Linked DNA regions of Homo sapiens: region 2 is linked to region 1. Evidence: chromatin loops called from intact Hi-C (ENCODE). Cell type or tissue: gastrocnemius medialis. All regions are shown on one strand. Each heading gives the region's core, and the rest is flanking DNA. Links, peaks and the distances in the headings are about the cores only. Region 1 has its middle 20 kb from the start of CRYGN. Region 2 overlaps PRKAG2 (protein kinase AMP-activated non-catalytic subunit gamma 2).

The links. Hi-C counts contacts between places; a loop is a spot of excess contacts. Peaks named below come from ENCODE experiments on the same cell type or tissue, not always from the same donor. Only the 100,000 strongest peaks of a DNase experiment are listed, where the experiment ranks them.
Region 2: a loop joins it to region 1, with 3 times the contacts of the local background. A loop is called at or near these places in 3 of 110 quality-filtered maps.

The regions. Positions count from the first base shown.
Region 1 is chr7:151,457,326-151,462,698 of GRCh38, reverse strand. No RefSeq gene overlaps it. Among named protein-coding and RNA genes, the nearest start is that of CRYGN, 20 kb to the right of the region's middle. RefSeq lists enhancers at 1-377, 1,478-2,145, 3,483-4,151, 4,876-5,373. In gastrocnemius medialis, for the core only: CTCF peaks have their summits at 2,246 and 2,446; DNase peaks (open chromatin) are centred at 1,400, 2,008, 2,488 and 2,818; H3K4me3 peaks cover 1,294 bases; H3K27ac peaks cover 2,742 bases.
Region 2 is chr7:151,703,042-151,708,414 of GRCh38, reverse strand. The region is part of intron 3 of PRKAG2 (protein kinase AMP-activated non-catalytic subunit gamma 2); the gene reads left to right. Among named protein-coding and RNA genes, the nearest start is that of PRKAG2-AS2, 100 kb to the left of the region's middle. RefSeq lists a silencer at 3,652-3,843. In gastrocnemius medialis, for the core only: CTCF peaks have their summits at 399, 2,415 and 2,616 (motif pointing right); a DNase peak (open chromatin) is centred at 2,254; H3K27ac peaks cover 2,247 bases.

The DNA.
Region 1 (5,373 bases), core at 82-5,081:
ACTTACCCAACTTATTCAGGTATTTCATGAGCAGCACTCAGCCTGGAGCCTGCAGGCTCTTGTGTAACCCCAGAAACATAATGGCTTCCCAGGCCCCCTGTGGGCATCTCATTTTCCAGTTTCTGTTAGCTTGTTGTTTGCCCCAGTGTCAACTAAATTGCTGCTGATTGTTTTGATAAACGTCCCCAGGGAGAAAGTGCTGGGTGAGCCTAGCTCAGAGTCAGGTCACAGGCTAGCTTGCAGGTGGAACCACCAGACCAGGCAAATGAGGTCACTGAGCTCCAACCCCAACTTGACCCTTCCTGTGGCTGCTAAGCTGCTGAGTTTTATGGGGATTGCTGCTGTTGCTTTCAAGGCTACCAGGGAGCTCAGGGGCAGAGGTTTGGAGGGCTGTGAATAGGGCCAGTAAAAATGCCACAATGCTCACTGCTCTGAGGTTCAGCCAATTTCCTTCAACACTCCCTGGATTGTTATGAGCCTTTGGTTAATTTCCGGAGCTCTGGAAACGTTTATTTTTTTGGACAGTTTTTGCCAGTGTTCTCATTAGGTTCCTGGGGTCCTTACTGCACAGTTCCTGATGGTGTGGCTGCTGAATGAATGAGCAGAGGCGCCTTTGTAGGGCACCACCTTCTGGACAGGTTCTTTTGAATTTAGCCTGCACCTGTTGCTGTGTGATTAAAATTCCCCACCATGTATACAGTGCATTGTGCTGCCATTTGACCTGTCGTTATTGAGTCCACCTGACACCAGCTCCCAACAAAGAAGGGCTGCTCCTGCTCAGTGCCCTCTGCCATTGTTAATACAAACAGACTGAGATTGCAGCTGTACCCAGAGGTCTGAAAGTCACTCAGATGCCCCAGAATGTGCTGCTGCCTCATAGCAATGCTTGTAGAGGTCTGGGCTCTCAGGGGAATATCTGTAGTGCCTGCAGGCTGCTGCCCCAGTCTAAGAGGTGTGCACACTGCTGCCTTGCCCCTGTGCCAGAGCCTCCTCAGCAGAGCCTGAGGTTCCAGGAGGTGTGTGTGCTCGCAGAAGCCTCTGGATGCTGTGGTTACTCCGGTTGCCCACACTGCCTAGCAATCCTTGAACCAGGATGCCTTCAAAGCATTCCTTGGGAGATTCCAGAACCATTCCACCTCGTTACCCTCCCCCAAGAAGGGGATGTTTTATATAAAGAAAAAAAACAATTTTTGTGTTGCCCATCCTCCCTACCTCAATGACTTCCTAGAGGGCAACAGAATGGCCAGGTGAGAGCTGCTGTGGGGTTAGAACTGGAAAGAATCAGATCTAATTTAACATCCTTGTTTTCAGATCATGGAACCCGAGGTCCAGAGAGGTCAAGGGGCAGCTACTTGATCCCCCACTTAGTCTGTGTTTCCACCACACCACATTGGGACATAGCCCATGAGCCTGTCCACAGGGAACCCCAGTCAGAGCTTCATCCCCAGTCAGGGACAAAGACTTGGAACATTCCGGTCCTGGCCCCCTCTACAGCTAATAAAAACCTTTGGGCAACTCCTTTATATTTTGTGATCTTCTTTTATTTTAAAACTTCCCTTCACCAGGGATCGTTGTCACAGCCAAAAGTATGAAAACCCTGGATGTTTCCAAAGTGCTATAGAAGCACCAAGCCACAGTCCTGAGGACGGGTGTGCTAACCTCAGACTGCCAGCTGGAGCTCTCACCTGGTGTCAGGGTCCCCGTGAGTTTCTGCAGCTTCACGAGTGCCCATGATTGTGTATCTCCAGCAGCAGTCGGTGCTGTGGGTGGCTCCGGAATCCTGCAGTGCTGCCATCTTATTCCTGGGCTACACATCCAAAGCAATACGGAACACCACGACTTACCCCAGCAAACGAGTTTACCAAATCCGAGAAAAAATATTTCATTCCAGTCTGGCCCAAGGCATCAAGAACAGTATGATCTACTAAGAACTACCAACACAGTGATCCGAGGATTGCAGGCCCGCCCTCGTTCTCATGTCCAGCATGCTGAAGGTTGCCTGTGCGGTGTCACTATTGGTCCCCAGAGCTCAGTCCCACACCTGCCCAGCCAGACCCTGTGGCAGCGCAGCAGATTGTGTCCTGGCCAGGGAGGCTGCTGACCTGCCCAGTCAGCTTCTGAGCGGTGGGACCTCAGCTCCTCATCTGCAAAGGAGAGAGTCGCCTGGGAGATGACTCTGAAGGTCCCCCCGGGTCCCACATCTGCCACAATCTAGGAAACAGTCTTGGATTCGTAGTTTCACAAGAAATAGCACAGGATTCGGGAAATATTGTGGCCTCAGCAGCCAAGACCTTTCACCCAGTTCCTCCTACTGCCCAAGAAAGCCCCGGGCAGAGCTGTGCCTCCTGATTTATTCCCTACAAGAACACAACAGCCAGCTGGCAGGCTCCTGCGAGGAGAGAGCCTCTGCCTGCACCGCGTGGCTGCCGCCTGGCGTTCTGTATATCCCTCCACTCCCCTCCTGCTCCCATCATCATCAGATCAGCAAGGAATTCAAGTACATCAGCACAGGACTCTGTGGCTGCCTTACGGGGCGCGGTTGACGAGGGTGATATGTGCTGAACTTTACCCTAAAAGGCTCAAGCAGGAGGACAGCAGGGAGTTACAACTGGAGCAGCGGAAGGTCACATTCCTTAGCTCTGACGTCGGGATTTTTATTATCCCATAACAGAAATCGTTCCAAGGCGCAACCTTTTCTGTGTCTGGGGCATTGTTGTAAAGTTGTAGAATGACAGTAACAGCTCTAAGCCAGCGCAGCCGCCTGGCTCGGCAGTTACCACATATTGGCTTGTATCAGAGTGACCTGGATGGCTCGCTGACACAGGCTGGCTTCCCCCGCACAGTCCCTGATTGCAGAGGCCCCGTCAGGTGCAGGACATCTGCATGTCTTCCAAGTTCCAGGGACGCTGCTGCTGCTGCTGCTGCGAGCTCAGGGGCTGCATTTTGAGAAGCACTGGCTTGGACAATAATGGCACAGGGCTCTTATTGTCCAGATTAGGAGGGAGCACGGGCCGGAGTGACAGGACTGTGGGACCGCAGAGGTGGCCAGGCCACTCACCACCCCCTGGGGACTTGGACTGAGGGGGGCTGTGGGTTGAGTTGCCTCCCGGCAAAAGGCATGTTGAAGTCTTCATTCCCAGTACCTGTGAATGTGACTCTATTTGGAAATAGGGTCATTACCAACGAACAAAGTTAAAGTGAGCACATACTGGATTAGAGCAGACCCTAAACCAATGGCTGGTGTCCTTAGAACAGTGGTCCCCAACCTTTTTGGCACCAGGGACCAGTTTCATGGAAGACAATTTTTCCACGGACTGGAGTTGAGGGGATGGTTTCAGGATGAAACTGTTCCATCTTAGATCATGAGGCATTAGTTAGAGTCTCATCAGGAGCATGCAACCTAGGTCCCTCGCACGCACAGTTCATAATAGGGTTCGTACTCCCATGAGAATCTGAAGCCACCGCTGCTCTGACAGGAGGCAGAGCTCAGCTGGTAATGCTTGCTCGCCCCCTGCTCACCTCCTGCTGTATGGCCCAGTTCCTAACAAGCCACAGACCAGACCAGTCCATGGCCTGGGGGTTGGGATCCCTGCCTTATAAGAAAAATAAATTTGGGGCCGGGCACGGTGGCTCACGCCTGTAATCCCAGCACTTTGGGAGGCCGAGGCGGGCGGATCATGAGGTCAGGAGATCGAGACCATCCTTGCTAACACGGTGAAACCCCGTCTCTACTAAAAATACAAAAAAATTAGCCGGGCGTGGTGGCGGGTGCCTGTAGTCCCAGCTACTCGGGAGGCTGAGGCAGGAGAATGGTGTGAACCCGGGAGGTGGAGCTTGCAGTGAGCCGAGATGGCACCACTGCACTCCAGCCCAGGCAACAGAGTGAGACTCTGTCTCAAAAAAAAAAAAGGAAAAAAAAATGTAGACACAGAGAGGCAGAGACTGGTATACCAAGGACTGCCAGCACTTCCAGGAGCCAGGAGAGGCCTGGAGCAGATTCCCCTCTGAGCCTCCAAGAAGAAACCAACCCCCCAACACCTTGGTTTCAGACTTCCGGCCCCCAGAACAAGAGAATACGTTGCTATTGTTGTAAGCCACCCAGTCTGGGTTACTTTGTTATGGCAGCCCCAGGAGGCAAACAAAAACAGAGGGCTCCTTCAATGTGTGGCTTGCAGTTGTTTCTTGTTTTTGTGTGTGTGTGAGAGAGACAGAGTTTCGCTCTTGTCGCCTGGGCTGGAGTGCAATGGCGTAATCTCAGCTCACTGCAACCTCTGCCTCCTGGGTTCAAGCGATTCTCCTGCCTCAGCCTCCTGAGTAGCTGGGATTACAGGTGCCCACCACCACGCCCAGCTAATTTTTTTGTATTTTTAGTAGAGACGGGGTTTCACCATGTTGGCCAGGCTGGTCTTGAACTCCTGACCTCAGGTGATCCCCCGACTTTGGCTTCCCAAGGTGCTGGGATTACAGGCGTGAGCCACCACGCCCAGCTGTGGCTTGCAATTTTAAGACCAAGAGAGCCCCTGGCAAACTGGGGCAAGAAAGGATAAGGAGCCCAAATGACAGCTAGCCAGAACTTTCATGTCTACAAAGGAGAAAAGTGATGCTCAAAGTTGTGATCTGCCAAGAGTCGCCAGTGATATAGTTTGGATGTGTGTTCCCTCCGAATCACATGCTGAAATGTGATCCCCAAGGTTAGAGGTGGGGCCTGGTAGGAAGTGTTTGGGTCATGGAGGTGGATTCCTTGTGAATGGTTTGATGCTGTTCTCATGTTAATGAGTGAGTTCTCGCTCTGAGTTCATGCAAGACCTGGTTATTAAAAAGAGTCGGGGTTCCCCTCCCAATTCCACCTCTCTTGCTCCCTCTCGCCACATATGCTGGCTCCCCTTCACCTTCTGCCATGATTGGAAGCTTCCTGAAGCCCTCACCAGAAGCAAATGCCAACACTATGCTTCGTGTACAGCCTTCCGAACTGTGAGCCAAATAAACCTCTTTTCTTTGTAAATTACCCAGGCTCAGGTATTCCTTTACAGCAACGCAAATTGACTAATACACAAAATTGGTACTGAGGAGTAGGGTGTTGCTATAAAGATAGATACCTGAAGGTGTGGAAGTGGCTTTGGAGCTAAGTAATGGGAAGAGGTAGAAGAGTTTGAAGATGCTCAGAAGAAGACAGGAAGACAAGGGGAAAGTTTGGAACTTCTTAGAAACTTGTTAACTGGTTGTGACCAAAATGCTGATAGAAATATAGACAGTGAAGTCCAGGATGATGAGGTCTCAGGTGGAAATGAGGAACTTATTGGGAACTGGGGCCAAGATCACCCTTTACACCTCAGCAAAGAGCTGGGCTGCATTGTGTCCAAGTCCTGGGAATCT
Region 2 (5,373 bases), core at 254-5,253, 250 kb before region 1:
CTTCGATGGCTGGCAGGTGCCAGGTTGGCATGGGGGTTTGAGGGGCCACACAGTGCCCCACTGGACGATCATTCTGAGGGCAAGGCCTGACACCAGGAGTTATTAGAGTCCCGAGTTCACTAATGCGGCCTTTCAGAGTCTAGTAAGCCAAAAAAGAAATAATAAGATTCATCCGACTTTCCTTTCACAATACCTCACAGTAGCTGGCTGCATGGAGAGTTTAGGGTAAGAAGCAATTGGAGGTTTGGAGCCTGACAACCCTGGGTTCAGGTCCAGGTCAGCCAAATGTTGCTGGGCAAGCCCCTTCATCTCTTCCTACTTCCATTTCCCCAGCTTTCAACGGGGACAGCGCCCCCCTTGTGGACAGCGGGGGCCAGTTCACACCCAGTGGTCATGTCCGGGGGCCTTTGCAGGTGGACAGTCAGCATGTTTTCTCTGTGCGTCCTCCCCTGCCCCGTCTGGGTTGGGCCGAGAGTTCTCTGGGTAGATGTCCACCATGTTCGCTATTGGGCTTTCCTGCCTTGGGGCCGGTGCTGGCTCATGCCTGGGCTTTCTTTGGCCCCGGTGGCCCCGGGGTGAGTTGGGCACATCACGGGCTCTGTGGCTATTCTGAGCCCCCTACTGACGTAGGCCCAGCTCCCTGGCTGGCCGGTTTAACTTGGTTCTTGACCAGCCACTCAATTATTTTTGTGTCCTTTGTTTGCCACTGCAGCAGTGGTGAGGACCCAGTTCTCCCTCAGGACTCCTTCTGGAGATGAGGTGGTGACATCAGATGGCTGCATTTGGCTTGGAGAACTGAGTCACCTTCGGGAGCACCCCACCAGAGAGGAGAGCGGGTGATGGGTGCGAGCCAGAGAGCCTCTGGCCTTCAAATTCCCATTCCTCTCCCCCAGAGCCAACAGTGTGACCCTCCCGAGGTTTGGGGAGCTCTGGAAGCTGAAATGCAGGCTCAAGGGCGGGAAGAAACATTTCTAGGAATGTCACTAAACGGTCATTATATAGCAGCTTCTCCGACCACCGTTTAGTAGGAGGGACCTGCTAGGAATTTGCAGCCACACCTCAGCTACCCTGCTCCACACTCCATTCTGGGGACTGCCTTATCAGGGACTTGCCTTATTGAGGTCCCCTGCTCACCTGTTGAATGAATGGGACACTGCTGTTCATTCTCCTGCTGCCAGGATGCCGTCTAGCCTGGACAACGGCAGCTCAAGTTTGGGCAGCGTCGGAGGGAGGAGGACTGGGTTTCATGACATGGTCCAGTTGCTATCCAGGTGCTTGGACTTGTCCTCTGACCAGGTGTTAAATGTCCTGGGGACTTGTGGTCCCCTGTGAGCATTTCCTTCTGAAACTGAGACAGGGCTGAGCTCAGTAAGGCTGGGGCACCCAGGACGCAGCCGAGGGGGAAGGCCTCCTCTGCATGACTGCAGGCAGGTCCGAACATTTGAGGCTGACGTTGGGTTGGGCCAGAGGCACCCTCTTCCCTCATGGTAGACGCCTCTGGAGGGTGTATTTGAGTGCCCTACTCCATCTAGTCCCTGGCCAGGCCAGGTGGCTCCAATTGGGCTGAGATGCATGGGGAACCACCGTGGCCTCCGGCTCAGGTTGGAGAAGCAGAAGCCATTGCCGGAACGTATTCTAGACTCAGGCTGTGTTGAGCGTTTGCTGAAGCTGCTGTTACTGCCACAGCTAACGCCTAGTCTGGGAGACAGCCAAAATGGGTTTGCATCTTTCCTTTGAATACATTCCTTGGAAGAAAGTCAGAAGATTTCAGCTTGAAATTCTATAAAAACCATCATTTGCATTTCCAGTGCACACCTGCTCAAAGCAGGAGGCAGGTCAGGGTGCTGGTTGCTCGTACTCTGGCTTTCTGCAAGAAGCCTCGTGGTGGGAGATCTCGGTGTCTTCCTGGGACTTAATCTTTACAGCAAGGCACTGTCCCAGGTGGGGAGATAGTCCTGACCCTTTTGGGACCCTAGTTTCACAGTCTGGGAGATGAGTTGGATGTCTTGGAGAATTTGACTTGTTAAAGGCAGGGCGAGGCAGGAGCCTGACCTCCCAGTCCTGGGCTATGAGTGGGTCTCTCTGCAGCCTTGATTGCAACTAGTCATTACCACCTAGGAGGAAAGATTAATTTCTCCTTTGGTGCTACAGGGCAAAGAGGCAGGAGGAGACAGCAGTCAGGAGCTTGGTCTCCAGAGCCAGACTTCAAGGCTTGGCTGGAGCTCTGACTGACACCAGCCAGCTGTGTGGCCTTGGGCATGTCCCAGGGTCTTCTCTGTGCTGCATATCTGCTGTGCTGAGTCACACTGAAGTTGTGTTACCTAACCTTTTACTCCGGGAAGCATTTTCAACATGCTTTGCAGGGTACAACATGGTTTCACATACCTGTCGTTTCATCTTAACCCTGATGAGCAAGACTCAAGAGACCCAGGCTCCTGGCTTGAAGTTCTACCCTCAACAACAGTGAACTTGGGAGTTGCAGGTGCACAGATGGGGGGCGGGGGGATGTGAAATCATAAAACATGTGTAGGAATGTCAAATAAAACGCAGCGGGTGAGATGAGATCGGCTAAGAAGGGCCACTTATGAGATTTCTACAAGGAAGTGCCACCAACCTGCAGAGGGCAGTGTAAGGAGGAGTCAACACTCTTGCTCTAGGAGGGGACCCCAGAGCCTGGAGAGTTAAGCAGGGAGACTGAAATTAATTTGAAGAGCAGAGCACCCTCCAATCGAACACCCTGCTCTAGGAGGACCTTAGTGAGCTGATCCTGGACAAATAGAATTGCTTTCTTTATGGGCCTTTGGGAAAACTGTGCTTACCTCTCACGTCTCTTTCTCTCTGAAAAGACGTAGCCCTCCCCCTATCTGTCTCCCTAAGGAGTGTCTGTCACAGACAGTCGGCTGTCCCCTCGCCCAGCTGTGTGTGATAGACAGATGCTTGCAGCCAGATGCCGGCTGCGTGTTCGGCATACCGGGGTGATCCTGCTTGGGACCGAGTGCTTGCCAGCCAACTTTCCCGGCTGGATTAATTTCCAATCCATGTACATCTGTGTGTGTGTTTTACAACCCGATTGAGAAAAGAGAAAAAACACCATAATCCCTTGTTTCCTTGGTGTTGCTCGAGAGGAAGTGGGCTTATCAGTAGGAATGAAAAGGGAGCCTGATATTCTCAGCCAACTCTGAGACCAGAGGGGTTTCCAGAGCAGCTTGATAACCTGAACATTTTATCCTGTACGTTTCAGACACCAGGCCTCTGTTCAGAGCAGCTGGAAGTATAACTCAATTGCATTTACGTTTTATCAGAAGGTTGAAAAATTCTCATTAACTTGCTAATCGTCAAAAATGTGTTCAGCATTTGGCTGGTAATTTCAGTGGTGTCTCCTATAGAAGATAGTATCTGACACACCAAAGAAACCTCATTTCGTTCATGGCTGTTTTATTCCCGTTGCTGAGGCTAGCAGGGGCAGGACTTTTAAGCGCTAACATTTTGGGGACGTGGTCTGTCCACTAAATCATAGGCTTTGTAGTGGTTACACTTGGGTTCAAAACCTGCCGCACCGCTGAGCAGCCTCGCTCTCCCTGTGCCTCCCTTGGCAATACTCACTCTCTTTCTCCAAGCCGTGGCGCCCCGGGAGGCAGAGAGTTGTAAATCCCCACCCGGTAGGTGCCGCGTGGATTGCAGTAGATACGCAGGCCCAGCACATTGTAGGTGTTCCACAAATGCTCAGACTTGGGCCCCTCCCCTTTCCTCATCTCTCTATAATGTCTTCTGTGCTGAATAAATACATTAACTAAAAGCAAGCAGCAATTCTGGGGAACATATGTATAGAATGTTCATACAGCATCATTTATAATAGCCCCAGAGTAGACGCCGCCCAGATGCCCATCAGCAGTCGAAATGGTAAACACATGATGGTAGATTTGCATAATGGAACCTCCTACAGCAATGTGGAGAAACAGTCTATAGCCACATGCAGCAGTGTGGCTGCATCTCACAACCAACACTGAGCAAGAGAAGCCTGAAGCAAAAGAATACAAAATGTGCAGCTCTGGGTCACAAAATACACAGCCAGGCAAAACATATGATGCTAGAATCATGAAGATTAGTTAGAAAGAATAAGACCTACTATTTGATAGCACAGTAGGGTGACTGTAGTGAATAATAACTTAATTGTATATTTTAAAATAACTTAAAAAGTGTAATTGGATTGTTTGTAACTCAAAGGATAAATGCTTGAGAGGATGGATATCCCATTCCCCGTGACCAGCTTATTTCACATTGCATGCCTCTTTCAAAACAGCTCAGGTACCCCATAAATATATACACCTACTATGTACCCACATTTTTTTTTTTGAGACAGAGTCTCGGTCTGTCATCCAGGCTGGAGTGCAATGGCGCAATCTCGGCTCACTGCAACCTCCGCCCCCCAGGTTCAAGTGATTCTCCTGCCTCAGCCGCCTGAGTAGCTGGGATTACAGGCACCTGCCACCATGCCTAGCTAATTTGTGTGTGTGTGTGTGTGTGTGTGTGTGTGTGTGTGTGTGTGTGTGTGTGTGTGTGTGTGTGTGTTTTCCAGTAAAGACAGGGTTTCACCATGTTGGTTAGGCTGGTCTCAAACTCCTGACCTTGTGATCCACTCACCTCAGCCTCCCAAAGTGCTGGGATTACAGGCATAAGCCACCGCGCCCAGCCAAAAAAATTTTTTTAAATAGAAAAAGAATGATGATGATTATCTGAGGAGGCAGGTGGTGCCTGGCAGGGAGATTGAAGGGGGCTGCCATGTGGGTAGTAACATTCCTTTCCTTCTCTGGGTGCTGGTTACATGGATGCATGAACTTTGTGCAAATTTGTCAAGCTGTACACTCTCAATGTGTGCACTTTTCTATATTATGCTCCATAAAACATTTTTTAAAGCCCAAGTGGCCAGATGATGTGGGAGAAGTTCCTTGAGTTGTTCTCATCAGTAAGACAACTGAGGGCTTGACGGAGCCATCCAGTGCTCCGGCCACAGCGGAGAGCAGAATCGCTGCTATCTGGGCAGAAGACACTGCAGGGGAAACACCAGTTTATTTGCTCATTGGTAAAATAAACTGAAGACACATTGAAAAGCAGCTGCAGGAGCTCTGAAAACAGATTTCCTTTCTTAGAGCACCCGCAGTCCTTTGCAGGGTGCCATTCACTGTGACGGAGAAGGTGCGCTTTTCCTCTTTCCTTCTTTGCTTCGCGCGCGCTGATGAGTGAGTCAGAGAAGCCATCATGGCCTTGAAGAAAGATGAGCTATTTGAGCAGCAGGCAATGTGAGAGGCTGAAGGGCTGGCAGAGGTGTCTTCTGCCAGGTGTTCCCTTTTCTCCCTGGGCAGGCAGGTTAGGGAG